2 separate regions of the Homo sapiens genome follow, and region 1 is linked to region 2. Evidence: read pairs that join two places in POLR2A ChIA-PET (ENCODE). Cell type or tissue: GM12878. All regions are shown on one strand. Each heading gives the region's core, and the rest is flanking DNA. Links, peaks and the distances in the headings are about the cores only.

Region 1 (5,381 bases), core at 254-5,253, 67 kb before region 2:
GAAAAAAGGAGCCGGGTATGGTGGCCCATGCCTATAGTCCCACCTACTCTGGAGCCTGAGGTGGGAGCATCGCTTGAGCCCAGGAGGTCAAGGCTGCAGTGACATGTCTCATCTCTCAAAAAAAAATTAAAATAAATAAGTAAATATAAACATATTGTTTCCTAAGCTAAGGAATCTGAGGATCATTCCATGGTAAAGAATAAATGACAAAATCAGATTTGTATTTTAGAAAGGAAGGTCTGTGGCAGTGTGGAGGAAGAATTGGGGAAGAGGGAGTAAAAGTGGAAATAGGTCGACAAATTAGTGGACTCTGGCAGTAGTCTAGGTTAGGGTTTCTCAACTTCAGTACTACTGACTTTGGATAATTCTTTCTTGTGGGGGGCTGTCTTGTGCATTGTAGGATGTTTAGCAGCATCTCTATCCTCCCACTAAATACCACTAAGCACCAAGTACCCAGTTGTAACAACCAAAAATGTCTCCAGATATTACCAAATGTTCTCTGGGGGTAAAAAGACACAACTGCCCTGGCTACGAATCACTAGTCGAGAAAGAAGGATATGAACTTGAGGCAATAATAACAGAAATAGAGAACTAGTGAAAGCTTACTTGTGGCAACATCTGGTAGGTTAAAAACCACTATTGGTGATTAACTGGAAGCAGGTGCTAAGGGAAAGGAAGAGGTTAAAGAGAAGATCAGAAAATAAACAGGGCAAACACAATTTTAAGGGAAATATTTATTTACTAAAGTTTTTTCAGTTCTTTAAGATCCAAGCCCCTCCTTCAGAGCAAACAAAAGCACCAACTCCTCTTCCCTTCCGAGCTTCTAGAAATCCTTACCTAGACCAACCTTATGAACACAGTGGTCCCCCAAAAAAGGTAAATTCCCTTATTGATCCTCTATTCTTGATAGCCTGACCAGTCCCATCTTGCTGGTTATTATGAAATAAAAGCATTTGAAAATGCCACATCCTATTGATAACCAGCTTTTGTGCTCCACACGTGTAAGTTAACATTGTATAACAAAATTCCCAATCCCCTTGATATAGTTTGGCTGTGTGTCCCCACCCAAATCTCATCTCAAATTATATTAATAATGCCCATGTGTTAAGGGAGTGACTGAATCATGGGAGTGGTTTCCCCCGTGCTATTCTCGTGATAGTGAGTGAATTCTCACGAGATCTGATGGTTTTATCACTTACCATGATTCTAAGTTTCCTGAGGCCTCTCAGCCATGTGTAACTGTGAGTCAATTAAACCTCTTACCTTTATAAATTACCCAGTCTCGGGTATTTCTTTATAGCAGTGTCAAAATGGACTAATACACCCCTTTTCCCGTGGTAAAACATCCAGCAGAGGCCAGGCACAGCAGCTCACACCTGTAATCCTAGCACTCTGGAAGGCCAAGGCAGGAGGACTGCTTAAGGCCAGGAGTTCAAGGACCAACCTGGGCAACATAGTGAGAACCCCCCAATCTCTACCCCCACCCCCGCCAAAAAATTTTTTTAATAAGCCAGGTGTGGTGGTGTGCCTATAATTCCAGCTATTCAGGAGGCTGAAGTGAGAGGATCACTTTAACCCAGGAATTCAAAGCTGCAGTGGGCTATGACTGTGCCACTGCACTCTAACCTGGCCAACAGAGTGAGGCTCTATCTCAAAAAACAAACAAATTGGCCAGGTGAGGTGGCTCACGTCTGTAATCCCAGCACTTTGGGAGGCCGACGCGGGCGGATCACCTGAGGTCAGGAGTTCCAGACCAGCCTGGCCAACATGGTGAAACCTCATCTTTACCAAAAAATACAAAAATTAGCCAGGCGTGGTGGTACGCGCCTATAATCCCAGCTACTCTGGAGGCTGAGGCAGGGGAATCACTTGAACCCGGGGGGCAGAGTTTGCAGTGAGTCAAGATTGTGTCATTGGACTCCAGCCTGGGTGATAAGAGCAAGACTCTGTCTCAAAAGTAAAATATCAAAACAAACAAAAAAGCTCAAGGCTTGAATAAAAGTTTTCAAGAAGAAAAGGTTTGAAAATATATTCTAGAGTAGCACTTCTCAAACAATAGTGAACACAGAAATCTTCCAGGGATCTTGCTAAAATAAAAGATTATGATTCGGTAGGCCTTAGAGCGAGGTCTAAGAATCTGTGTTTCTAAAGACGCTCCCAAGACTGCAGATGCTCCTGGTCTGGTGATCGCACTTTGAGTACTAAAGTTCTCAATAACGTCAGAGAGATCTGGAGAAGAAATAACTAGTGATACAAACAGAAATTGGAGTCACTCCTCAAAATGAAAAGGGGTAGGGGTTTAAAAATTCAGCATCGCAAGTCCTTGTAGCTCCTTGCCCCCTTGGAGCTTGATCTTAACACTGAGAGTTTTTTTGTTTTGTTTTGTTTTTTTGTTTTGAGACGGGGTCTCACTCTGTTGCCCCAGGCTGGAGTGCAGTGGCATGATCTCGGCTCACTGCAACCTCTGCTTCCTGGGTTCAAGCCATTCTCCTGGCTCAGCCACCCAAGTAGCTGGGATTACAGGCACCCACCACCACATCTGGCTAATTTTTGTATTTTGAGTAGAGATGAGGTTTCACCATGTTGGCCAGGCTGGTCTTGAACTCCTGACTTCATGATCCACCCGGCGTGGCCTCCCAAAGTGCTGGGATTACAGGCGTGAGCCACCACGCCTGGCTAACACTGAGAGCTTTTAAGATCACTATTTGTAGCCCTCAAAGCCCTAGCTTTTCCAAAAACCTTTGCCCCACTTCATAAAAGCCAGTTCCAGTGGTTTAGGGCTAAGGGAAGTCCACTCTCATTACAAGGGAGGTAAGCCTCTAGACTCACTATGTCAAAGGAAAGAACAGAAGGTAATTTTAGGACACACATGTATATTTTTTCATTCCTTGATTTACTCAACATTTCAGTATAAACTTCTCTATCATTCTTAAAAATAAAATGATCAAGAAGATCTATTCTCTTCTCCCAAAAAGTTCAGAGTGCAGCTAGAAGAACAATCTATAAATACCAGCACTTGTATAAAAAATGTAGTTAAAGCTACTAAGTAACAGACCAATTCTCAGAGCATTTAATTCTTTTGGTAATTGCAAAACAGCACCATCTCCAAAATGCCTCACATTATCAGTCACATGTTATTACATATCATGGTCTACTCATTAATAATAAACTAGAGAAAACTGTTGCTTCAGGACAAAAAGTTTCCAATGCCGTGAATTATAAAAACCTCCTTTGAACATCAAAAACATAATCACTGTGTAATCATTTCACTATTTACACTCTGAAACAATGTAATTTTTTTCTTTTTCTTTTTTTTTCTAGACAGTCTTCTGTTGCCCAGGCTGCAGTGCAGTGGCCCAACTATAGCTAATTGCAGCTTCAAACCCCTGAGCTCAAACGATCCTCCCACCTCAGTCTCCCACATAGCTGGCACTATGCGTGCACACCACCATGCTCCATTAACTGTTTAAAATTTTTTGTGGAGACCAGGTCTTGCTATATTGCCTAGGCTGGTCTCAAACACCTGGCCTCAAGTGATTAACCACTAATCATTAATGGTATAATTTGATATTTAATTCTTATAATTGCAGATATGCTAAAGTATCAGGATATTTAATGAACAGAAAGAAGCTCATTAGGAGTCAGAGGAGGTTGCAAAAAAAATGCAGGCTTATTTTGAAATAAATATATAATAAATCCTAGGCCAGAGATTTCTCAATTGATGTACCTAAGACCCTTAGGAGTGTCAGGAGATAGGCTGCTGAGTTGATGCTGTAAAAGAAAATAAATTCATATACTCGTTTAAGCAGTGTCTGAAAAGAGATATTTCACATTTGTATACTACTATTTTTCAAGTTTGTAAAGATGTTCTGATTAATAAAACATAGATCATTTTAAAGTGTCATTTAAATCATTCATTGGGCCAGGTGAGGTGGCTCATGCCTGTAATCTCAGCACTTTGGGAGGCTGACACAGGAGGATCACTTGAGACCAGGAGTTCAAGACCAGCCTGGGCAACAGAGTGAGACCCAGTCTCCACAAGAATTTAAAAAATTAGCTGGGCATGGTGGCATGTGCCTGTAGTCCCAGCTAAGTTGGGTAGATGAGACAGGAGGATCACTTGAAGTCGGAGTTTGAACCAGCCTGGGAAACAGGGCAAGACACTGCCCCTCAAAAAACAAAAATACGTAAAAAATGAGAAAAATAAATTATATCAAACACAGCAGAACATAATTTACATGTATAAACACATATACACGTATTTGTAGCTTCTGCTATGAGTCAGGTCATTGAGGGGGACAAACATTATCTACATAGTAATTTAAGGAAGTCTACAAAGCAGTCTTTACTTATGTTCTTAAAATCTCAGTGTTACAAAGGGATTTTATGCTACCAAAAATAAAATCAGTTGGAAGACCTTGCTATGCAAGGGCACATTCAATTTCTAAAGAACTGGAACACCAACTGCAACTTCTTATATCCTTGTGCTTTAGACTGGAACCACAATACGTACCAGATATAAAGAAATAAAATAGCATGCCAAAGTTAATAAAATATTTTGAGTGAAAAAAATTGTTGTATTTTTTTGAGACAGGTTCTTGCTCTGTTTCCCAGGCTGGAGTGAAGTGGTGCAAACACGGCTCGCTGCAACCTCAACCTCCTGGGCTTAGGTGATCCTCCCACCTCAGTCTCCCAAGTAGCTGGGACTACAGGCGTGCACCACCAAGTCAAGCTCATTTTTGTATTTTTTGTAGAGACAGTGTTTCGCCATGTTGCCCAGGCTGGTCTCAAACTCCTGGACTCGAGTTATCCACCCACCTCAGCCTCCCAAAGTGCTGGAATTAAAGGTGTGAGTCATCTCACGAGGGCTTTTTCTTTTTAAAGACGGGTCTTACCATGTTGCCCAGGCTAGTCTCAAGCAATCCTCTTGCCTCATCTTCCCAAAGTGGTGATAGTACAGGCATGAGCCACCATGCCAGGCCAGTTTTATTTTTTTAAACAAGAAAGTTATTTCCATGATAATCTATCAATTGTAATGATCATTAAAGTTTTCTATCAATTTCAGTCCCTTACCAAATGCATTCATTATATTAACAGTCTTGTTCTGTTGTCCAGGCTGGAACACAGTGGCCCGATCACAGCTCATTGCAGCTTCAAACCCCTGAACTCAAACCTCCCACCTCAGTCTCCCATGTAGCTGTCACTATGTAGCTGCCAGAATGTCTACTGGCTTCTTAGCAAAAGGTTTCCATTTTATTTAACTTGTATGTGTACACTTTTTCAGAAATGAGTTTTATTATAATTGAATTTAAACAAAGATGGTAAATAATGAAAAGTCGTCTTGTACATAATTAGATAAACAAACTTTTAAATTGCAGATC
Region 2 (5,381 bases), core at 289-5,288:
CAGGCTGGAGAGCAGTGGCACGATCTCGGCTAACTGCAAGCTCCGCCTCCCGGGTTCACGCCATTCTCCTTCCTCAGCCTCCCGAGTAGGTGGGACTACAGGCACCCACCATCACGCCCGGCTAATTTTTTTTTTTTTTTTTTTTTTTTGTATTTTTAGTAGAGACGGGGTTTCACCGTGTTAGCCAGGATGCTCTCTATCTCCTGACCTCGTGATCCGCCCGTCTCTGCCTTCCAGAGTGCTGGGATTACAGTCGTGAGCCACCGCGCCCGGCCTTAGCACTCCTCTTTTTTTTTTTTTGTATTATTTATTTATATTTTCAACTTTTATTCCAGGGGTACATGTGCAGGATGTGCAGGTTTGTTACATAGGTAAACATGTGCCCTGCTGGTTTGCTGCACAGATCAACCCATCACCTGGATATTAAGCCCAGCATCCATTAGCTATTCTTCCTGATGCTTTCCCTCCCCCAGCCCCCACCCCACAGGCCCCAGCATGTGTTGTTCCCTTCTTCGTGTCCATGTGTTCTCATCATTCAGCTCCCACTTTTTTTTTTTTTTTTTTTTTGAGATGGAGTTTCCCTCTTGTTGCCCAGGCTGGAGTGCAAATGGCATGATCTCCGGCTCACCGCAACCTCCGCCTCCTGGATTCAAGCAATTCTCCTGCCTCAGCCTACCGAGCAGCTGGGATTACAGGCATGTGCCACCACACCCGGCTAATTTTGTATTTTTAGTAGAGACGGGGTTTCTCCGTGTTGGTCACGGTGGTCTCGAACTCCCAACCTCAGGTGATCCCACCTGCTTCGGCCTCCCAAAGTGCTGGGATTACAGGCATGAGCCACAGCGCCCGGCAGCTCCCACTTATAAATGAGAACATGTGGTGTTTGGTTTTCTGTTCCTGTGTTAGTTTGCTGAGGATAACGGCTTCCAGGTCCATCCATGTCCCTGCAAAAGACATGATCTCGTTCCTTTTTATGGCTGCATGGTATTTCATGGTGTATATGTACCACATTTTCTTTCTTTCTTTCTTTCTTTCTTTTGATATGGACTCTCACTCTATTGCCCAGGCTGGAGTGCAGTGGCGCAATCTTGGCTCACTGCAACCTCTGCCTCCTGGGTTCAAGTGATTCTCGTGCCTTAGCCTCCCAAGTAGCTGGGATTATAGGCACTCACACTACCATGCCCGGCTAATTTTTGTATTTTTAGTAGAGATGGGGTTTCACCATGTTAGCCAGGATGGTCTCTGTCTCCTGACCTCATGATCTGCCCACCTCGGCCTCCCAAAGTGCTGGGATTACAGGCATGAGCCACTGCGCCCAGCCTATGTACCACATTTTCTTTATTCAGTCTATTATTCATGGGCATTAAGTTGATTCCATATCTTTGCTATTGTCAATAGTGTTGCAATGAACATACGCATGCATGTATCTTTATAATGCCTAACCATTTTTTTTTTGAGATGGAGCTTCACTCTTGTCGCCTAGGCTGGAGTGCAGTGGCACAATCTCGGCTCACTGCAACCTCCACCTCCTGGGTTCAAGCAATTCTCCTGCCTCAGCCTCCCAAGTAGCTGGGATTACAGGTGCCTGTCACCACGCCCAGCTAATTTTTGTATTTTTGGTAGAGACAGGGTTTCACCATGTTGGCCAACTGGTCTCAAACTCCTGACCTCAGGTGATCCACCTGCCTCAGCCTCCCAAAGTGCTGGGATTACAGGCGTAAGCCACCCCACCCAGCCCCTGCCTTAACCTTTTTTTTTTTTTTTTTCTTTGAGACAGAGTATCTCTTTGTTGCCAGGCTGGAATGCAGTGGCACTATCTTGGCCCACTGCAACCTCCGCCTCCCGGGTTCAATCAATTCTCCTGCCTCAGCCTCCTAAGTACCTGGAATACAGGCACACACCACCACGCCTAGCTAATTTTGTGTGTGTGTGTGTGTATTTTTAGTAGAGATGGGGTTTCAGCATGCTGGCCAGGATGGTCTTGATCTCCTGACCTCATGATCCACCTGCCTCAGCCTCCCAAAGTGCTGGGATCACAGGTGTGAGCCACCATACCCGGCCTGCCTTAACCATTTTTAAGTGTACAGTTCAGTAGTGTTAAGTATATTCACTTTGTTGTGCAACCAATCTCCACAACTCTTTTCATCTTGCAAAACTGAAACTAAAATACTAGCCTTTGGGGTTTCCAGAGCAGTCCTTAAATCATCACTTTGAGATTTCCCCGGGACTAACTCACAAGAGTTTATGATGAGAGTGAAATAACAGTTCTCTGTCAAAGAGGGAATGAAAAAGAGATCTAGTTGTGGGTAGTTAACACTGCTGTTGCCGGGCGCGGTGGCTCACGCCTGTAATCCCAGCACTTTGGGAGGCCGAGGAGGGCAGATCACGAAGTCTGGAGATCAAGACCATCCTGGCTAATATGGTGAAACCCCATCTCCACTAAAAATACAAAAATTAGCCGGGCATGGTGGTTCACACCTGTAGTCCCAGCTACTCCAGAGGCTGAGGTGGGAGGATTGCTTGAGCCCAGGAAACAAGAGGCTGCAGTGAGCCAAGACTGCACCACTGTTCTCCAGCCTGGGTGACAGAGCGAGACCCTGTCTCAAAAAAAAAAAAAAAAGAAAAAAGAAAAAGAAAAAGAAAAAAGTTGTGTCATGTGGTTAATGAATAATTCATTAATTAAAATAATTTAATAAAAATTAAGTTATTTGTCTTGATTTTGTGAAATCTGTGATATTTGTCAGCTTTTGAAAATCTGTAATTTGTTGTGATTCAATTCTAAATAAATATTTACTTTTGCGCCTAATTTTATACTTAGAATTTTGTATTCTTTTTCCTTAATAAGTTTCCCAAAATTGTATGATTCAGGTATCCCAAAAACCTGGATCCTTCCTTTGGCTCTGATAGCAAGGAAAAAAAAAACTGCTCTAGGACCTTTAGATGAGGACTCACTTAGAAAGTCGATATAGATATACAAAACAGGATGGATCAATGAACAGAATAATTTCATTTCCCAATGAAAAGGGAAGCCTGCTGGCTGCTGCAGCCCAACACTCAGAAGCCTAGTTTCTTGCAGAATATACACTTTCACTTGGATATTGTGTTTCTGGGCTCTTCTCTCCTCCTTCTGAACTATTTTCCTAGATGATCTCACCTCTTCCCAGATTTCAGTCTCATGGCTTAAATACTACCCATAGGCTGGTGACACCCAAATTTCTATCCCTACCTCAGACATCTCTTCTGAACTCCAGACTTGTATGTCAAAATGCTTACCTGACATTATTGTTTGAATTTTCAACCTTAGCTTGTCAAAATTGCACTATTTCTCCAAGCTTTTTTCTCTGCCAGTCATTCCCATCTTAATAAAGGGCATTTCCGGCGGGTCGCAGTGGCTCGCGCCTGTAATCCCAGCACTTTGGGAGGCCTAGGCGGGCAAATCACGAGGTCAGGAGATCGAGACCATCCTGGCTAACACAGTGAAACCTGTCTCTACTAAAAATACAAAAAATTAGCTAGGTGGTGATGGCGGGCGCCTGTAGTCCCAGCTACTCTGGAGGGTGAGGCAGGAGAATGTCGTGAACCCGGGAGGCGGAGCTTGCAGTGAGCCGAGATCCTGCCACTGCACTCCAGCCTGGGCGACAGAGCGACTCTGTCTCAAAAAAGAAATAAATAAATAAAATAAAGGGCATTTCCGAACACCCAGTTTGTCTTAAAGCAGACACCTGAGAGTCCAGTACTTTGGAAGGCCAAGGCAGGTGGATCGCTTGAACCCAGGAGTTTAATGCAGCCTGGGCAACACAGTGAAACCCCGTCTCCAATAAAATACAAAAAATTAGCCAGGCATGGTGGCATGAGCCTGTAGTCCCAGCTACTTGGGAGGCAGAGGTGGGAGAATCACTTGAGCCTCGGAAGTTGAGACTGCAGTGAGCCATGATTGCGCCACTGCACTCTAGCCTGGGCCACAGAGTGAGACCCTGTCTCAAAATAAAATAAATAAATAATAAGAAAAAGAAAAGAAACCTGAGAGTCATCCTGATCACCTAACTCCCTTCAGCCTTCAACATCCATCCATTGTCTTCTCTTCCCCTCCACTGCCCAGAGCCTTGTTTAAATCATCATCTCTCTACTATACTATTGCATCAGCCTCCTACTTTATCTTGTATAATCTATTCTCTACAGAGCAGTCAATCAGCATTTTACAAGGTAAACTGGATGATCACACCCTTGCCACCCCCAGTTACAACCTTCATGTCCCATTGAATTCAATATAAATCCAGACTCCTTAGCATGACCTTCAGAGCCCTATGTGATATGGTATATCTCTCCAGCTCATCTCCTATCAGTAGGTCCCCTCAGGCCTTATTTCAGTTCCTCCACACAAGAAACGTTTCTACTTCAAGGTCCTTATACATACCATTTCCTCTGCCTGGAATGCAGCCCCTTCTCCCCGACCATATATGCTTTGCCTGACTGACTTGAACACATCCTGATGCGGGTCTCAGTTTAAATCTCCTTAGAGAGCCTTTTCCTTATCATCCAATTTAAATTAGGTCTCTCTTATATAGTCTCTCCCAGCACCCTGCACTTCCCCCTTGTAGCATTTATCACAATTTGTAATTATAGATTATTTGTTTCATATTTGACTGTCCTCCTGAGCTATGGGCTCCATGAGAGCAAGGACTGTTTCTATTTAACTCAGCACTTGGTGCACAGAAAGATTTCCACAAATATTTATTAAATGAATGAGTAAACAAATATGACCCTGGCATGGTGGCTCACGCCTATAATCCCAGCACCTTGGGAGGTCAACCCAAAGAAACTTTGTTTTTTTTTTGAGACAGAGTCTTGCTCTGTTGCCAGGCTGGAGTGCAGTGGTGCGATCTCAGCTCACTGCAACCTCCGCCTCCTGGGTTCAAGTGATTCCCCTCCCTCAGCCTCCCAAGTAGCTGGGACTATAGGTGTGCGCCACCACACCTAGCTAATTTTTTGTATTTTAATAGAAACAGGGTTTCACCATCTTGGCCAGGATGGTCTCCATCTCCTTATCTCGTGATCCGCCTGCCTCAGCCTCCCAAAGTGCTGGATTACAGGCGTGAGCCACCACGCCCGGCCAAAACATTTATATTAATGGTAGAATAAAAATACAGTTTTATATATGATTAGTAGTAAATTCTCATTGCTCCTCTTTCTTTTCAATGCATTTTAACTTTTTCTCCTTTCATCAAATTTAATGATTTCCTGCACTGACCAAAGTTTTATACATTTCTCAATTCATTTATTAAGGTTTGAAAGTAGGCTACCCAGCACTTTGGGAGGCCAAGGCGGGTGGATCACGAGGTCAGGAGATGGAGACCATCCTGGCCAACATGGTGAAACCCTGT

Evidence for each region. ChIA-PET counts read pairs that join two places held together with the same protein. Peaks named below come from ENCODE experiments on the same cell type or tissue, not always from the same donor. Only the 100,000 strongest peaks of a DNase experiment are listed, where the experiment ranks them.
Region 1: POLR2A ChIA-PET joins it to region 2 with 5 read pairs; 8 of 35 experiments call an interaction of 5 or more read pairs at or near these places.

The regions. Positions count from the first base shown.
Region 1 is chr13:28,186,533-28,191,913 of GRCh38, reverse strand. All of the region lies in intron 4 of PAN3 (poly(A) specific ribonuclease subunit PAN3), which reads right to left. Among named protein-coding and RNA genes, the nearest start is that of PAN3-AS1, 50 kb to the right of the region's middle. In GM12878, for the core only: no CTCF peak of the experiment used is centred there; no DNase peak of the experiment used is centred there.
Region 2 is chr13:28,119,310-28,124,690 of GRCh38, reverse strand. No RefSeq gene overlaps it. Among named protein-coding and RNA genes, the nearest start is that of PAN3, 17 kb to the left of the region's middle. In GM12878, for the core only: no CTCF peak of the experiment used is centred there; a DNase peak (open chromatin) is centred at 2,199; H3K4me3 peaks cover 369 bases.